Linked DNA regions of Homo sapiens: region 2 is linked to region 1. Evidence: chromatin contacts called from ENCODE Hi-C data. All regions are on one chromosome and are shown on one strand. The core of a region is the stretch at or near the end of the contact, and the rest is flanking DNA. Distances in the headings are between cores, read along the strand shown. Region 1 has its middle 680 kb from the start of QKI. Region 2 has its middle 170 kb from the start of QKI.

Region 1 (4,347 bases), core at 1,263-3,762:
GTCATGATTTGTGACATTTTTTTAAACACCACTGTAGCTGTGTGTGGAGACCAGGGAGCAGGGGGCACGTGGACTGAGCAGGAGCCCGTAGGAGGCCATTGCAGTGGTCCAGGCTGGGGGTGAAGGGGGTCTGGGACCACAGGAGAAGGAAGGAATTGGAATGAATATAGGACTTGTTTGTTGACCATCTCATGTTCTAGTTAAAGCATACTGGGCTTATTTTTCAGGTCTACCAAACTGAGTTAGAGTATGAATGTATACATATGTAAATAATAGACAACAACATAGGAATCAAATCTGTGAAATTAATACACACATAGAAATGTAAGTATATTAGAGATAAAAATATGTACGCAGCATGCTTAGATAGCAATGAAGGAATATAGAAAAAGAGAGTTTCAAAAGTTACAAAAAATTATGCAGTTTGTTCATATGATCCCACACTCCCTGAAATAAGGTTAATCAAGTTTCCCAATTTTGATTTCCTCTCTAAATTGATGACTTCCCTTGAGATTTTCACGAATTATTTTAAAGCCAAGGTGTAGCCTAGTAGAAATTAATTATTTATCCCCAAGAGACAATAGAGCACATGGCATTACAAATAAGTTCTGTTGCTGAAGAAAACTTAAGAGATTAACTGGGAATGAATGAGAGACACAAAATACTGCTTCTCAGCAACGTGCCCCGTGTTCGCCCAGGGGCTCCGGGCACACCGCGCAGACTCCCCAGAGTATCTGGACCAGCACCGCCTGCTGCCCTGCGGCGAGATCTGCCCCAGCGAGTCAAGAGCGAGCCTGTTCTTTTCACTCTAACGGTTTCGCATCTGCTCTGGCCAAAATGTTTTTTCTGCCTTTCTTTCATCTGCACTGTGTTGCCTAGCTTTCCCGCAGAGGCCCCAGTGTCACTCTGAGAACGATCACTCTCTCATTGTGTTTTGTGTTCCTTTTACCCATGGGCAGCTTTCTTTTTACACTCAGTGTCCCTATGAATGGAGCGTTTTGCAGCACCTGGAAGCCTCACTCAGAGAGTCGGCCTCTGCGTTCACACAGTCCAGGGGTGGGGGATGACTGACGCAGATCACCCCGATGAGCCTCAAGTTGGCTTTTTATGTCTGGCTGTTATTCAGAGCTTTAAAAATGGGGAAGGGGAAATGAGAGGGAAAGAGGAAGAACAAAACAAAAATGACAGGAAAATGGCAGAACTTCCATTCGTCATTACCGTTATTTAGCATGAAATGTCAACCAAGTCTGAAGGGCTTTTGGGTGCATGAATAAACAGGCCAGCAAGTAGTTATTTTTATTCTATATGTACATCTTGTGCTCCACACTCAACAGTGACGTCAGCCTTCTTGCTTCACATCAGCTGTCCTTGCTCACGGTGTTCTCAAGGGTGTGAACTCGGCTGAAGATAAGGGTTTGTGACTGCCGTTCCTGTCATGCTGAGCTCGCTTACAGCATGTCCCCTGGCTCAGCAGCTCCACATAGGACCGATGCAGCTCGCAGCTACATTTTCAAGTGTGTTGATGCACATTCCCTTGGGTGTGGACTTTGGATTAGTGTCATTGTCACAGGCGCTAGACAAACACAACATCCATCCTCGTGCTAAGCTGTTTGTCTTGTTTTGCACTCCTTTGAGGAGTTTCCAGGCTCTGTCTACACAGTGCCAAATATCTAGATCAGAGTTGAAAAATGTAATTTAAAACCCCAGTGTTTGTGTTGCATGGAAAAAGCCCAGAGTTTTTTATATTTGGATAAATTAGAGAGAGAGAAAACCTTTGCCCTCAATTCTATCAGAATGGTATACTTGAAGTTGCTGAAAATATGCTGAGTTGAATCAAACGGTTATTGATACGATCCATTGCACTCCCCAGTATAATGTGTAGATCAATAACTCAACACAGATTCTGTTCTTCATGGTCTTCTCTATAGTGTTGCTTCAAATAGCATGACCTTTTATATTCTCAGGATAAATTTTCTATAAACTTAAAGCATCACCATTTCCTATAGACAAAGTAGGGTAATTAATAATTATTATTCTGAATGATAAGCATTTTGCTGATGTGCCAGCCACCGAGCTGAGCTTTTAAGGAGTTCGTTCACTTAATCCCTTCAATGAGCATATGGTATCTCCGTTAAATATATGAGGCATCTGAGACTCAGAAAGTTCAAATAACTTGTCCAAAGTCACTCAGCTGAATTATCAAAGCATGACTCACACACAGCCTATATTCTTACATCATACTGCCTTCTGGAAAAGTTGGACTCACTTTAGTCCAAGTAGTCCTGGTTCTATTTTATGATCATTAAAGCTGTGTGCGTTTGCAACCCCCAGTCCCACCTCCCCGTGTGTGGTGTGTGTGAGTATGTGATGGATAATTATTGTTTGGTTAGGCTCATTTCCTTTTGTTTAATTTCCAACTGCTATGCGTAATAGCATTTCCTTATTCTAGAGGGAAGCAGAAACTCGGAAAGAACGCGAGGACAGCTCATTTGCAGTGCTTCCTGTTGAGGGAGCAGGAAGTGTGCAGGAGTTGTGAGGAAGTCTGCCAGAAAGAGATTCCTAGAGTTGAAAGTGGGGAACCATCAGGCCCAGCGTGGGGTCCAAAGCTGAGCTTAGAAGCCCATAGGAAATAGATGCCTAAACTTCCAAGTTTCCCTTCCTACAATTCTATCAACAGAGACTCTGCAAATATGTGACAGGCTGAATTCTAGAAGAACCTGTGCTTATAAAAGCCTCAGAGCCTAACCATACCATGCAACAGCACAAGGCCAGCCCAGAGGCCTGCAGGTACAGAGAAACCAGCAGAAGGGGGCAAGAGTGAGTCAAAGGAACTCACCACGGTTTCTAGACTCCCGGAGTGTCGCCCATGGAGACTTTTCTCTTTACAGTAAAGTAATTGAGAACAAGGGACCAGATGTCAGTTTGATTAGAGAAAGAGAGGTAGGGCAGAATGATATAGGACATTATCCAAGTAAAGTAGAAAATAAAAGTTTATGCAGGATATGAAACAGCAAGAGATCTATAAAGGAAGCTAAAATCCAACTTGCAGGAATTTGTGTTAGTGAGTGAACAGTAAGTGTCAGTTATTTGAAGATCATCCTCGTGAATGCCTGCCTAATGAATACAGGGCTGGAAGACATTCCCTCAGGGCCTCCTTGACTAGAACGTAACTGGAGGTTTCCATACTGACCAGCACGGACCAACTCAGAGTAGAGCAGACCAGGACCCACCATGCTAGAGCGTTCATCAGTGACCCCTTTCTCCTATGCATCTGCCCTGCTTTGCTTGTGTTCATTTGCATATCCACACACACAACAAATATTCATTGACCACCAGCTCTGTGCCAGGCACTGAGGTTGATGAGGATGTGTTGGTGGATAAAACACATGGCTTCTGGAGCTGACCATCCTGCAGAAGGATTTCAGCCCACTTTCTAAAATCTAAAACAAGAAAACAAAACAGCAGCAACAGGCCGGGCGCGGTGGCTCATGCCTGTAATCCCAGCACTTTGGGAGGCTGAGGCGGGCGGATTAGGAGGTCAGGAGATCGAGACCATCCTGGCTAACATGGTGAAACCCCGACTCTGCTAAAAATACAAAAAATTAGCCGGGCGTGGTGGTGGGCGCCTGCAGTCCCAGCTACTCGGGAAGCTGAGGCAGGAGAATGGCATGAACCCAAGAGGCAGAGCTTGCAGTGAGCCACGATCATACCACTGCACTCTAGCCTGGGTGACAGAGCGAGACTCCGTCTCAAGAAAAAAAAAAAAAAAGGAGAAAGTTGGAGAATGCTATGTGAGCCTGAAGACAGTCATCTGCAAGCCAGAGAGAGGGGCCTGGAGCCAGTCCTTCTTCACAACCCTGCTGACACCTTGATTTCTTCAGTTCTAGCCTCCATGACTGTGAAAAAAAAAAACAAAAAAACAAAAAAAAAAAACGCAACAACAGAAACTCCAGCCTCCCTGGATTCCAAAATCCCCTCTAATTAATATGATATTGCTTGGCTACTGATATGGTTTGGCTGTTTCCCCACACAAATCTCGTCTTGAATTGTAGTTCCTGTAATTCCCATATATCGTGGGAGGGACCAGGCGGAGACAATTAAAATATGGGGGCAGTTTCCCCATCCTGTTCTCATGATAGTGAGTCAGATCTCACAAGAGCTGATGGTTTTATAAGGGGCTTCCCCCTTTGCTGGGCACTCATTCTTCTCTTCCCTGCCACCATGTGAAGAAGGATGTGTTTGCTTCCCCTTCTACCATGATCATAAGTTTCCTGAGGCTTCCTCAGCTGGGCTAAACTGTGAGTCAATTAAACCTCTTTTCTTTATAAATTACCCCGTCTTGGGTAT
Region 2 (4,313 bases), core at 457-2,956, 510 kb after region 1:
GCTGGGCTTGTTGGGTTCAACCATTTTTGGAGCTTTGAGGGCACACCCACTACAGGGGAGGAGAAGATATTAAATTTAATTCTAAATTGTGGCAAGAACGTCACATGGAAACAGCCTCTGGTGACGCACCTGGCAATTGTGACTGTAGTGATCTCTTTTCCAGCCTACGTTCATGCCGGCTTCAGACTGAAGCTCATTCCTTTCTTGTCCCTGAGGTTTCTTCACGACAAGCAGTCCTTTAACTGCATGAATGCTTTTAAATCCTGGGTCATGCAAAGACTTCCTAAGATCCTGAGTAAAACATGAGGTTGCCCAGCACAACTCCGTGGCTGATTTTCAATAGTTTTCTCAGCTTTATTCTCAACTCAATTTTGTTATTCTAGTCAGCTGACCTATGGCATGACTATCACACCTCCATTATTTTAGAAATGGGATTTCCAACCTCAGCACGTCATTCATCTGAACAACTTCCACCATGGTTTCCTGTTCATACAAGCAGCCCTCCTCCACACCGCAATTCCACTCCTGTGCCAATTCTTCTTTTAGAGTCAGGAGCCCAGAAAGCTTCTACAATGCCAATTACAAGGCTCTTTGTGACAAGCATTCTAATCTACTCAAACAAAAAAATGCGTATTTATAGCATTCGTTCAACTAAAAAAGTATACTATATAAAGCCCAAGAATGTAAGTTTACGTGTAAAAAAACTGACACCAGCAATTTTACCTCCTCCTTATTTTCCTCCAGCTGCCCAGTTAGGAGGATTGTTTGTTTGGTCTATTCATCTTCCCAGTCTTCTCACTGAATTCTCCTCTGACTCTCCCAGGGGCCAAATCTCAATTCTTGTCTTCTGTTCACCCTTACTCCTTGGCTCTCTCCTCATCCTTACTCCTTTCTCTTCTGTTAAAGAAGCAGGCCCATGTGCAATTCCAGGGAGTATTATTGTTAGTACTACATTTTCTGTCACATTCTTCAGAGGCGCTAGACTCCTTGCAAAGCAAAACTGTGGGCACAAGGCAACCTAAGACCTAATCCCTTCAACAGGGTCTTGGTGCCCTGTGTGCGGTCGCCCCCGAAACCAAGTCAATGGTGCTTTCAAAGACTACAGCCAGCCTCTGTCTGCATCCCGGCCTGCGCCCCGGGGAAATAGTAAAGCAAAAGGTGCCTTACAATAAGGGGGTGAGGAAAAGCCTGCCAAGCGGGTGGCGTTCAGATGAGATTGCTTACTCTACATGCGCCCTCAATTTAAAGGGACGAGTGGCCCGCCAAGCCTTCTAAGTCATCGTGCCCATTTCTCAAGAGAGGGCTCTCTGTGGGCCGCACACCAGTGTGACCGTAGAGAATAAGGGTGGCGCCAGTCACGTCCTGAGAAAGCGACGAATGTGTCCTTGTGAATCGGTCAAGGTTTTCCCTTGCAGGTGGCCTGACTCAAGGGCTTCGCAGGGACACAGGGACATAAGAAAAAACTTTCAAAAGTTTTACCATCAGGGAAAAAGCACATCAGGACCCGCCGGTCATTGCAGGTCATGCCAGCGGAAGCTTAACCGAGGGAGCAGGGCGCACAGACACAGCTGTGCTCCAAGAGTTTAAAAAGCATTTTGGCAGATGTTCCTTGGTGATCAGTTGGAGTCTTTGGCACGAGGCTGGCATCTGGTGTGTTTCCTGTTCATTACTGATGAAATTGTCTGACGTGTCTGTGTCTCATCCGAATACAACAGAAAAAAATGCCTGGGAATAAACACCCTAATCTAACCCTTGGAGCAATGTGTAGGTACTGTTTATCTTTGAAATAAATATTCAGGTCACATAAACTGCAGTTCAATGTACAAAGCAGAATTTAATATGAGGACATATAAGGTTTAAATATCATTGCATAGTAGTGACTTTTTAGGTAATCACAATTTTATATGCCTGTTACATTTGTGGTAGGAGTTTAGCTAGATTTTGCTGGAAAACTACAGCTTATTTATAAAGTACACACATTATTTTAATCGTACAAAAATGTGTAAAATATCTTACTCACCATGTAACATGGGCACCCCAAAGTACATGAGTTTCTTAAGAAGACATATGAAATCTTCAAGGCTATAAAGAGGACAGGAAATGACTCACTTCCCAATGACTCCAGGTAGATTAAATACGCCCCCCCTTTTTTTTAAGACAGTGTCTCACTCTGTCATCCAGGCTGGAGTGCAGTGGCACGATGTTGGCCCATTGCAACCTCCACCTCCTGGGTTCAACCAATTCTCCTGCCTCAGCCTCCTCAGTAGCTGGGATTCCTGGTGCATGCCACCATGCCTAGCTAATTTTTGTATTTTTAGTAGAGACTGGGTTTCACCATGTTGGCCAGGCTGGTCTCAAACTCCTGACCTCAAGTGATCCACCCGCCTCAGTCTCCCGAAGTGCTGGATTACAGGCGTGAACCACCGTGCCTTGACTAAATACACATTCTTAATTTAGCAACAGGAAACAATAGAGGAAAATAATGACACATACTCACTGAACACACACCAGTTCCAGGCAATGTGCTAAGAGGTTTACGTTAATTAGCTCAGTTGACCCTCTTAGGAGCCCTGTGACATAGGTACTTTATCCCCATTTTATAGATGAGAGACCTGAGGTTTCAGGTTGAAGTTACCTGTCTAAAATCTCCAGAGTGAGAAAGCAGCCATATTCCAGAGAGCCTGCGTTATGCTGACAGAGAAATATGGATACATGAGAAAATTTATGCAGCACCTTAAATATGTGCCTTTCTAATTGGAAATTCTGAGTGTTTCACAAGTACAAGTACTTTCCTACTTCTTCAAAAATATTAATTTTTTTGGAATAATGATAAAAGCTCAAACCTGTTCTGCTGGACAGGAGAAAGGGCAGCCGGGGGGCGCACAGAGGGAAAGCCTCCCTTTCTGTCTGTACTCCCTGTGGTTAAAATGTTACTATTTGGCCACACTGGCCTCCAGACATAACTGTGGCCAGGCACAGAACGGGGTTTCACACTAGGGTAAACCCTCAGATCTTCAAGGTCTATTCCCAGGTCTTTCCAGGCAGGTCTGGGGCTTGGAGTGTGGGAGCTACTGCTCTGTGGGCTGCTGCCTAGACGGCAAGCTCCTGGTTTTTGTTCGTTTGTTTTGTGTTTTTTTGGCGGAATTTTGCTCTGTTGCCCAGGCTGGAGTGTAGTGGCGTGATCTTGGCTCACTGCAACCTCCGCCTCCCGGGTTCAGGCGATTCTCCTGCCTCAGCCTCCCAAGTAGCTGGGATTACAGGCGTCCACCACCATGCCTTGTTAGTTTTTGTATTTTTAGTAGAGATGGGGTTTCGCCATGTTGGCCAGGCTAGTCTCGAACTCCTGGCCTCAAGTGAGGCCAGGCCTCCCAAAGTGCCTGGGATTACAGGCGTGAGCCACCATGCCTGGCCTGAACGTCTTATTATTTAAAAGTGTGTTGGGGTGGTGGTGGGGCCTTATTCCTAATACTTAAAATCATACACTGATGGCCAAAATCACACTACCAAGTATGACTTAGGAATTGAGAACTCAAGAAGATAACTTCAAGTACTTCTCCCCTTCCTAGGTAGAGGAGAAAACCAAACATCATATATAGGGAGATAGGATTCTAAGTCATGGTACAAACCTCCCCAGAGGAATTGTGAGAATCAGCTTTTCTTAAAGATCCTCACTTCCCCGTTTGCTAGTGTTTCTGAGTGATAACCAAGACCATCATTCCCAGGAGAGCACACGCAGTAAAGTCATCGACATCATCATTGCAGTTTCTCACTAGACGCCTTGTGCTGAGTGATGCACATTCAATCTATACTGTGCACCTCTTGATTACTGAAAAGTGGTTAAAGCTAGATTACAATAGTGCCCCCTTATTCACATTTCCCTTTCTGAAGTTTCGGTTACCTAAGGTCAACTATGTTAGAAAAATATTAAATGGACAGTTCCAGAAATAAACCTTTCTTAAGTTTTAAATTTCAAGCTATTCTGAGTAGTGTGATGAAATCTTGTGCCTTTCCGCCTGGGACATGAGTCATCCCTCTGTCCAGCATATCCTTGCTGTAGACACCTCCCCGGCCCCCAGCAGTCACTTGGCAGCCGTCTTAGTTATCAGATTAACTTCCTGTGTTCAAGTCATCCTTATTTTACTTATAATGGACCCAAAGCGCAAGAGCAGTGATGCTTGCAATTCAGACGGGACAAAGAGAATTGTAAGTGCTGCCTTTAAGTGAAAAAGTGAAAGCTTATCATAGGTACAAATATATAAGAAAAAACATTGCCGGGGTGTGGTGGCTCATGCTTGTAATTCCAGCACTTTGGG

The links. A loop is a pair of places that touch in the nucleus more often than their neighbours do. Pooled maps may share reads with other maps.
Region 2: a map of gastrocnemius medialis shows a loop between it and region 1 (4-fold over the local background). The contact joins two enhancer-like sites. A Hi-C loop is called at or near these places in 24 of 168 maps with a recorded cell type or tissue (MCF 10A, Right ventricle myocardium inferior, cardiac septum and 8 more) and 17 of 50 pooled maps.

What each region holds. Positions count from the first base shown.
Region 1 is chr6:164,096,181-164,100,527 of GRCh38, reverse strand. No RefSeq gene overlaps it. Among named protein-coding and RNA genes, the nearest start is that of QKI, 680 kb to the right of the region's middle. Within about 2 kb of position 2,512, at least 9 of the 41 ENCODE cell types and tissues checked have a DNase peak (open chromatin) inside an H3K27ac peak, as active enhancers do; they include gastrocnemius medialis and psoas muscle, where a contact is called at or near this core.
Region 2 is chr6:163,585,749-163,590,061 of GRCh38, reverse strand. No RefSeq gene overlaps it. Among named protein-coding and RNA genes, the nearest start is that of QKI, 170 kb to the right of the region's middle. RefSeq lists an enhancer at 1,431-2,630. Within about 2 kb of position 1,706, at least 5 of the 41 ENCODE cell types and tissues checked have a DNase peak (open chromatin) inside an H3K27ac peak, as active enhancers do; they include gastrocnemius medialis and psoas muscle, where a contact is called at or near this core.